Linked DNA regions of Mus musculus: regions 2 and 3 are each linked to region 1. A link is a contact called in ENCODE Hi-C or POLR2A ChIA-PET data. All regions are on one chromosome and are shown on one strand. The core of a region is the stretch at or near the end of the contact, and the rest is flanking DNA. Distances in the headings are between cores, read along the strand shown.

The links. Hi-C counts contacts between places; a loop is a spot of excess contacts on that map. ChIA-PET counts read pairs that join two places held with the same protein, here RNA polymerase II (POLR2A).
Region 2: POLR2A ChIA-PET joins it to region 1 with 16 read pairs in embryonic stem cell. The contact joins the promoter of Mief1 here to the promoter of Tnrc6b in region 1. A Hi-C loop is called at or near these places in 1 of 37 maps with a recorded cell type or tissue (adrenal gland). POLR2A ChIA-PET finds 5 or more read pairs at or near these places in 3 of 5 experiments (Patski and embryonic stem cell).
Region 3: POLR2A ChIA-PET joins it to region 1 with 12 read pairs in embryonic stem cell. The contact joins the promoter of Sgsm3 here to the promoter of Tnrc6b in region 1. POLR2A ChIA-PET finds 5 or more read pairs at or near these places in 3 of 5 experiments (Patski and embryonic stem cell).

Annotation. Positions count from the first base shown.
Region 1 is chr15:80,709,616-80,712,821 of GRCm38, forward strand. It overlaps Tnrc6b (trinucleotide repeat containing 6b), which reads left to right and starts at 1,698. Exons shown (of 25, transcript NM_144812.3): 1 at 1,698-1,873.
Region 2 is chr15:80,232,626-80,235,831 of GRCm38, forward strand. It overlaps Mief1 (mitochondrial elongation factor 1), which reads left to right and starts at 1,455. Exons shown (of 6, transcript NM_178719.5): 1 at 1,455-1,556; 2 at 3,180-3,206.
Region 3 is chr15:80,976,052-80,979,257 of GRCm38, forward strand. Sgsm3 (small G protein signaling modulator 3) reads left to right here and starts at 1,714. Exons shown (of 22, transcript NM_134091.2): 1 at 1,714-1,814.

The sequences.
Region 1 (3,206 bases), core at 448-2,947:
AAGCCAGTGCCAGTGAGATTACACAACAGCTTGGATAGGGAAGGGGAACAAGGGCTATGAACCCCCTCACCTACAAGGGACAGGGATTTGGGATGGTAATACGCTAACATGCCCAGATGTGGGTTAGAGTCCAGCATAGGTTCCTGGAGATCGTTTCGGTCCCAGAGGCTGGAGGCTGGTACTCTGGCAGTGGGTCTTAAGCATTCTGCCCTCCCCTGGCTGAAATGTGGAGTCGCTTCCATTAAAGCTGTCACAGAGAAAGAATCCTGTGGCCAGAAGCCAGGAGAACACACATGGCTTGCTCGACATCAGCGGCTCTGGAAGCTTTCCTGGAGGCAGAGGACTGTTCCATTTGCATGCAATCAATTATTTCTAAAGGGATGGATTCTTTATCTCACTCTAGACTTAATTTCTCCTAATTTCGAATTCTTTATTCTTTCAAAGGAACAAGCTAAAGATGGTCAGAGGTGTGTATGAGTGTTGCTTGGGCACATAAGTATGGTAAAAAAATGACCATTTACAAAGACAAAGAAACAGAATATAGATTTTATACGTGCTTCTTGTCAGGAAAAATATACTGTTTAACTTAGAACAGGGAAGAATGGTGCCTAGGAGGATATGATGACAATCTTTCTAAAGTTAGTCTCCAATAATGTTAATGACAAGGTTTCTAATTGCCAGAAACTGAGTAATTTAGGTTCTGAAGGAAACAGTTTTAAGATACTGGGTTGACGGACGGATACTATTCAGAGATACTAAGGCATGTATAGAAACGAGTCAGACAGGCCTAGAAACCACCTTATGTCCCAAAACTTCTTTCTAAATGGGTGACCTTGGATAAGTCTCTTAACCTCTTTTGGCTTTGCTTCCTGTAAAATTACTGTTTAATCAGAATAGTTTCTGTAAAGAATTGGGGACCGTATTTGGAATAAAATACAATAAATGATAGTAGTTATCACTGTCAACTTTCAATGACTAAAGATGCCCCGCTCCTCAGCCAAAACGTAGTGTGGAGAATCCGGATCTGACGGACAACACGGAAGTGCCCAATAAGAGGCCGGGGTAGGGGGGTGGGGGAAACAGTGGAATCAAACCAATGGCATGGGCCCTTGTTGTTGGCCGCTTTCTGGCTGATCCACCAATAGCTTAAGGATGTGACTTGGGAGCGACACCCTGACAGTCCAATGACGCACAACCAACCCACACTCAGCAATTCGGAGGGGATAAATCAAGGAGCCTGCACGTATAGATTCCGTTATTAGTGCAGTCTCGAATGGTGAAAGGAGCTTGGGGGAAACAGCCCCTGAGAGAGGCATTAGTGAGCTAAAAAAGGGGGAAGAGATGACTGCGCTAGGTGATCTCGGCCGCCATCATGCTCTAGTTTCCCCTTCGTCTCTCTGGGTCCGCGACCGAGGAAGCGGCCTCTGGGATGCTGAGGGGGTGTGTCCCCTCATGATTGGCGCAGGCCGCTCAGCCAATCCCAGCTCGGCAAACGGGAAGCACTTAGCCAATGAGGGGAGACGGCAGCGGCGAGGACTTAAGGGAGGAGGACCAGCGGCTTGACGGGCACGAAAGCTAACCAGTGAAAGCTAGAGGCATCCTGCCTGCGGCCAATGGAGTGGGGCTGTGGGCGGGCGCCAGAGTGTTTGTGTTGTGGTTTTGGGGGAGGGAGGCGGAGGGGAAAGTTTGTTTATTTTGTTTTTAGTTTCTGGGGTCCCCGAGCTTCGGCAAGGTGAAGCGAGCGACCGTGACCCCCCTCGCCTCTCAGCCTCCCCGCGACGACGCCTCCACAGCTTGCGGAGGAGCGGAGACCGCGGTCACCGCTGGGCTCCACAGCGGAACGCCGCGCACTCGGAGCCGGCGCGGCTCAGCGGTGAGTGAGGATCGTGGGCCGCGCGGGCCTGCTCCTTTCTCGGGAGCCGCCAGGCGGAGCGGAGCGGGGCGACCCAGGGTGGGCGACTGAGGACGCCCTCGGGGGCGCGCGGCACGGCCCGCTGAGGTGCAGCGTGTGCGTGTCCTCGCGCGCGCGCGCGCGCGACGGGAGCGAGCCGGGCGGGAGGGGCGGGTTGGGGGGGGCGGGTGGAGAGAGCGCGCGCGACCCGAGTGGGCCGCGGCGGGCCGGGGCGCTTGCCCGGGGCGCGCTGTGGGATCGCAATGTGCAGACGTGAGGCGGGGGAGGGGTGTGTGAGGGACGCGCGGTCACGTCGGTCGCGAGGGCCTTGGTGTCCCCAAGTATTGGGGCCGGGACAGACCGGCGTCACGCGCCTGCAGGTGTGAGCGGAGGAAAGGGCTTCCGGGTGGGCCGGTGGCTGTCCGAGCGCTTCGTGTCGCCTAGGGCCCTCTGAGCTGCAAATGCCAGGCGGTGGGGCGCGAGCATCCGGTGTCCCCGCGCGGCGGGCGTGCAGGCTTATGTGCTGGACCCCGATAGCGAGGTTCCACGGGCATCCCGCGAGAGCTGCGTGCGGTCGGGGGTGGGGTGCTGTGGCGAGGCGATGCTCACTTTGGATGAGGAAACAGACGAGGGGCGAGGGGCGGAGGGATGACAGATTTGGAAAGAGCCTTGGGAAGGGTTTGCTACCTAATGCTGGTAAGGTGCCCTTTAATTCCAAACTAACGGATTTGTTAGTCCATGATGGCTAAATAAATATCTGGTCCAGTGAAATTCACTACAGTGGCTATCACGACACCCAAGAACAGCAGCCGTCTCATCCATCCTTAGTCTTGGACGCAGGTCACCCGTCTGAGACTTTGAGCTTCAAGCTTTCTCCTGTGTCTTTGGGCTGCTTGGATTCTGAATAAAGAGTACCAACCAAGACTCCGTGAATAAAAACATCATTTGTACCTCCTTCACAGTTAAACATAGCAGTAAGCTGTACAAAAATCACACATCCTAGCCTTTTGTGAAATGTTTCTCTTCGCTTGTGGGAGATTTCAGTTCTTGACTTTAAAACTATGTGTTCGCCGTGGGTTTTGAACGCTCCTTAAAGAGCAGAGCATGGAGACACTTGTATAGCATGAGTATCGATGTAGTAAGTGGGAGGGATATCAGTGTAGTAGTAGTCTCTACAGGTAGGCATATACTGGATAACCAGTATCCAGAATACAGATTAGACTGGTTTGTCCCACTTGGGATGCATGCCTCTGTGTGTTTTGTTTTGTTTTGTTTTGTTTTTGAGACAAGGTCTCATCATGTAGCCTCCGCTGGC
Region 2 (3,206 bases), core at 205-2,704, 480 kb before region 1:
TTTGTGTCAACTTGACACAGCTGGAGTTATCACAGAGAAAGGAGCTTCAGTTGAGGAAATGCCTCCATGAGATCCAACTGTAAGGCATTTTCTCAATTAGTGATCAAGGGGGAAAGGCCCTTGTGGGTGGGACCATCTCAGGGCTGGTAGTCTTGGTTCTATAAGAAAGCGGGCTGAGCAAGCCAGGGGAGGCAAGCTAGTACAGAACATCCCTCCATGGCCTCTGCATCAGCTCCTGCTCCCTGACCTGCTTGAGTTCCAGTCCTGACTTCCTTGGTGATGAACAGCAGTATGGAAGTGTAAGCCAAATAAACCCTTTCCTCCCCAACTTGCTTCTTGGTCATGATGTTTGTGCAGGAATAGAAACCCTGACTAAGACACAGTCCATCCATTCACCAGTGAAATGCCTACTGTACCTGAACCTGTGCCCTGGGTAAATGAATGTTCCCCTTGAGCTGCAATTCCTATAAGGTCCTGTTTCCTTATGATGTGAGTTGATAGTTATGTCCAGTCCTGTACCCAGTCCAGAGGATCCCAGATTGCCCATGCTCTGTGAAACCTGGCTGAACCCTGAGGTTTGCATCAGTGTCTCGGCTGGCTGGTCTCTGGTCTCCAAAACACCACAGATATGTGGGGGCTGGAAGACACTTTAATGTTTAGCCCCCATTATACTGGGAGCATGGGGCAGGAGTGGGGTGAGTGTGGGAAGGTTAGTGAATCTGGAAAAGGTAATCCTGACATCCGAGACTCTGTGTGTGAGTGGGTAATCCTAAGGTCTCCCCCAGAGGGTCTCCTTGTCCTTTACGAGTGGAAAACTCGTCTACTTAGGAGACTGTCCCGAGGGATAGGTTACCCGGTCTTCTAGCTGGAAATTTCACAAACTAGATTTATTTGGGTCACAAACTTCTTTCTTTAAAAAGCAAAGTAGGGCGGCCTAAAAGAATGGAAAGCCACACACTTTGGAGGAATACTGAGCTTGGACCCACTGTGAGCCTCTGCAGGGCTCAGCTTTCAGTGCAAATGACCCTGCCTCCCTCGGCCTCGATTTTCCCAAGTGTAACACTGGAATGCTGAAGTCTACCAAACAGAGAGGTTGGGTTGGACAAAATGCAGTGTGTCAAGTAATCAATTCAGTGTGGTCAGAGCCTCTCGCAGGCCAGACGTAGGCAGCAGGTGGAGGGCGACGACTTGCGGCTCCTCCCTTAAGCCACACCCAGCCAGCACTGAGTTTACACAGAGACTGCACAGTAACGCTTTCGGAGGAGGGGCCGTGGAGCTAGGTAACGTCACCTAGGAGGCGGGGCTGCGTCTGTGGGCGGGGCCCCACGACGGGCAGCGCTGGACTAAGTTCCGGGCTCCGCCTCCGGAGGGAGGCTACGGAGGGGCCGACCGGAAGTGCTTCCGCCTCCGCCCGCCTCCGCGCTCCCTGTCGCGTCTCCGTCGGCCCCGCGAGCGAGGTCGTGCCCCGGAAGTAGAGGGGCCATGTTGATGGGTGACCCGGAGAGAGGTACTGGGCGAGTGGCGAGTCCTGAGGAAAGGTAGCGCGTGGTCCGCGGGTGAGTGAGGGAGCGAATGAGGGCGGCCGGGGATCGCCCGTTTGAGCTCGGGCCAGTTTGGGGGCTACCGGCTCCCACCGGGGCCTCCAAGCTTCGCCCCGCCCCGCCTCAAGACCCGGTTGCCTCAAGCCACAGAGCCAGCCTGGCCCCGGGGTCTGCGTTCCCGTCCTCTGGGCGTTGTACCCCGATCGGAGCCCGTAGTCAGTCACTCAGCGACCTCGTTCCAGCCCCTGCGTGACGTTCTCCTTCCAGCCCTCCGTTGTTTTTCTGCATCTTTTGCATCCCGGAAGACCCTCAGGGCCAAAGGGGAGCTGTTCTGCAGTTGAGGAAAAAGGGACAGCGGTGGCTTGCCCCGGTTCGCGCTGGAAGTTAGCAAGGTCAGAGGCTACTGCTTCTGTCTTGGAGCCCAAAGTTCAGATCATTTTTTGTTTTTCATCCAGGAACTCCCTTCACCCCTGAAACACATACAGGCTCATACAACAACTGTTTCTTCCTCATAGGGTTATGGGGAGGATTCCTCCTTCCAGCCTAGTTTTGAGGTTGGTGAGCCCTGGGCCCTGTGCTGGCAAAGTTTGCTGAACGCCCTGAAGTGCACACATGTAAGACACCCCCCCCCCCCGCCCCCACCTCATTCCAGCGAGTTAGGGTCTGGATTGTTTTGGTGAGTGGGCAAATCACTTCCTTTTGGGAATGATGTCACATACTTGGCACACATCTTTCATCTCAGCTCTCAGGAGGCAGAGACAGGAGGATTTCAGAGTTTGAGGGCAGCCTGCTTTACAGAGTGAGTTCTAGGACAGCCAGAGCTCCGTAGAGAGGCCCTGCATCAGGAAACCAAATTAAACAAAAGCAAAAGAAAGCAAAAACAGAAAGAATAAAAAGAAAGAAAGAAAGAAAGAAAGAAGAGATAGAGTGATGTCTCTGTGGTTAAGAGCACTGGCTGCTTTTCAGAGGACCCAGGCTCAATTTCCAGCACTTCTGTGGTGGCTCACAACTGTATATATTATAACTCCAGTCTAAGGATATGACAGTGTTACACTCTCAAGGCAAACTGGCATGTAGACAAACATGCAGGCAAATACCCATACAGAAAAAAGTAAAAAAGTAATTAAAACAATAAGGCCAATCAGCGTGATGCTGCTTATATGGTGGTACCAGGATCCAGATATAAATCCTGGTCTTTAACTACTCTAGGCCACACTGTCTGGTAGAGTCCCATTACAGGGGCTTTTTAGGAGCAGTTCTCAAAATAACCTTGTGTAGTAAGTACTCTCATGATGTCTTTGTTATCTCTGTTTTACAATGAGGAAGCTGATGCCCACTGTACTTTATGCTAAGTGCCCGGGCAGTGGGATGGCACAGCCAGGACTCAAACTCTACTTCTTGAACCCTGGTGAGCCTTAAACTGAACTTCTCCAGGAGGGGCTGTTTACAGGGAGGAAGCTGATCCCAGCTTTGCCATGAGTCCTTGGAAGTCTCTGAGTCTGGCATTAAGAACCCCTGCCATCCCTCCCTCCCCCCAACTCAGACACACACACACACACACACACACACACACACACAGTGTCTAGCAGGCCCTGCTGTCATCAGTTCTGACTCTAGCCTTCTGTGTCTTCTCTGTAGAGTGTGACGATTAGTACACGTCGGTCC
Region 3 (3,206 bases), core at 464-2,963, 270 kb after region 1:
CCTGGTCTACAAAGTGAGTTCCAGGACAGCCAGGGCTACACAGAGAAACCCTGTCTCGAAAACAAACAAACAAACAAACAAACAAACAACAACAACAACAAAAACAAACAAAAATCAAAAAAACAAAAACCACACGCAAAAACTGAGGGGCTAGAGTTGGCTCAGTGATTTAGTGATTAAGAGCACTTGTTGCTTTAACAGAGGACCTGAGTTCAATCCCAGCTTCCACGTGGTGACTCAGGACCATCTGTAACTCCAGTTCTAGCCTCCTCAAGCGCCAGGCACCATGGTACATGTATACTCATGTGGGCAAAGCACTAATACACATACAATAAAACACATGCATCTTTCAATTTTTAATGTGTGTGCTGGGGATGAGTCACACAAATTAAAAGGGTGCTGTGACTGAAAAGACAAACAGACTACTTAGGTAATCAACACAGATTCCATGTTACCACTTCCTAGCTCCTGTTATTTCCATCCGGGTCCTTCTCTAAACACTTCCGTCAGAAAGTCAGCCGTGCCTGTTTGCTAGCAGTCACCACCGTGGGGCTTTTTTGACTGTTGGCGTTCCCTCATAGAAGGAGGGACTGAAGAGGGCAACTGTCTGCCCCTTCCCACCCCAGACTTGAGATTACAGCTGCTCCTCACAGCCATTGGAGGCAGTTCTACCCTAATTGCACATGACCTCAAAAATCTCTGGATGCGCCGGGTCATATATGCTTCAGGGGCTCCATGTCCTCCTGAGCTGTGGGGAAGCCATATTCCATTTCGGGTGAAGACGGCAGTATGGCTGCATGTTACCCATGCTCCTGTATGCAATCTATCATCTATGCTCTGTAAGTAAGCCTAACAGATTCATTGGCTCTCCAGGTTGAACTTTGCTGAGATCGTACTTCGATTCGTCATTGGCACCTTATAAGGATCTGGTAAATATTTAAGTCTCTCAGGGAAGGAATTTTTGAAACAAATGAGAATAACATTCATTCTGCATTCAGCCCATTCCTGTGCTTGGGTGATGTGAAAAACCTGCTAATGTGCTTTGTAAGCTGTTTATTGTACGGCCAGGTCATGACTGAGTCCACCTTGCGGTTTGTAGAGTTTGCTTCATTGACCTGGGCACAAGTACGAACCAACACTTCAAACCGGTGTTGGTCGCAGTCAGTGTCTTTTCAGATTTGGCTGAGATGTCCCTTTAATGCTGTTGATAGCCTTTCTGAAATGAGGGAGGGGGGGGGGGCGGGTTCAGATTAGATTCCTTGCCAGCAGTGACAGTGTCAGCTGCCATCTTTCTGGATTGTTCTTTGGTGCTGTGTTTAAACGTTTTCCATACACATTGAGTTCTCACGGAAACCGTAAGTTCCGGGTTTTTATGGATGCGCAAAATGTTACGAGTGACTCAAAAGCAGGTGCTCAGGTTCCACACACCGCTTCCTTCTTAGTCATGACCTCAATCAATTACTGCTTTCCCCAGGGCCTGTGACTGATGGAAAACTAGATTAATCTGGTCTAGAAGCCAGCTCTGTGAGCCTGAAAGAGAAGACCAGTTTCTGGACTTGTGCACTGACTCCATCCTGACTGCTCCCAAACAACCACGAGTTGCTTGCATCACAGACCGGGTGCCTGGGGTACCTACCTCTAAAGGACGCCTGGAACCTGGGATGGGCCAGTCTTCCCGCGAAACTACAGCCCCCAGCATGCCCCACGGCCACCGGCTCTGCGGCCCGCGCGTGCGCAGAAGGGCAGCAGTGCGCGCCGACTAGGAGGCAGCTGCTAGCCTGACCTGCCGAGGTGCTGAGGTGGCCGCGAGACAGGTGAGCGGTGCGCGAGTCTCCGAGTCTCCGGGCCGGCGAGGGGGACGCTCACCTGCCTCTTGAGTGGAGGCCGCGGGGTACGGGCTGAGGGGAAGGCGGCGGGGAAGGCGCCGCCTCAGGCGGGGGCGGCGAGCCGCCGCGGCGTGGCTGCTCCCACGGCGACCCGGGACGCGCGTGACAGTGACAGACCCACCCCCTCCGGCGGCTCCCGGCGACCCGGAGGAACTGCGCCTGACGCAGCGGCGGGCGTCTCGGCAGGTGGCAACTCTCCCTCAGAGCCGACTTAGCTGTTCCCCTGGAAGACTCGGGTTCAGTGCCTAGGCCGAGTGTTAGCAGCGGGGAAACTGAGGCGGACGTGTAGGCAGGGGTCGCCTCGTGTGCTTCCGGTTAGAGGTCCTGAAATTACCCTGAGATTTAGGTGTGGGTCCCGACTGCTTTCATAGGGCAGTAATAGGAAATACAGATGCTTTAAAGTTTCCTTGTCAGTGACAGATTGTGCCGTGTCTTCCCGTCTCATGATGCATAGGAAATTTATGATGGGCTATGGTGGGTTTGTTTTTGTTTTTGTTTAGGTTTTTGTTGGTGTTGGTGGTGAGTTTTTAGAGATGACAGGGGAGTGGGTATTATCTGTCTGTCTGTCTGTCTGTCTGTCTATCCGGTTCCTTAAAAGAAATCTTTCTAGGTAAATTCATGTTTGTAGCCCAGGCTGGCCTCAGACTCCGAGCTCTGCCTGCTTCTGCTTTCCAAGTGCCGAACTGAAGGTGTGCGCTCTCAAGCCTCCAAATTCACATCTTCAACCGGACTACTTTTCAGTTTCATCTTTTTTTCTTTGTAGCTTTTCTGACTGTGCTGGTGACTGAGTTTTCAGGCACGCACAGTTCCTGGTTCTTTTCCCCCTTAAGCCCTCTGTTAGCCTCCAGCTTTCTTCTGACTCCAAGCATTAATGATCAGTTTCCCATACTCTGTTCCCCGTGACCTATGTGTGTGCTGCTGCTGCTGCTACTGTTGTTGTTGATTATTCCATATGGAACCCAGGGCCTCCCTCCACTACTGAGCTGTCCCCAAATCCTTAATGTAGCTTCTTCATCATTATCTCATCTTGGTTTTTTGGTTGATTGGTTGATTGGTTTTAAACTTTTAAAATTTAATTTTTTTAAATGTGTGTGTGTTCATGAGTGCATGACCTGCAAAGGTCAGAAGATGGCTTTAGATCCCCAGGAGTTAGAACAGCGGTGAGATTGTTATGGGTTCTGAGAACCAAATTTGACTTCTCTGCTAGAGCAGTATTCATTCTTAACCGTAGAGCTATGGCTCCACCCCTGATTGTTGCTGGTGTTGTTTGTCCCTGGCTAGCCCGAAGCTTTCTGTGTAGACTAGGCTGGTCTTCAGTGA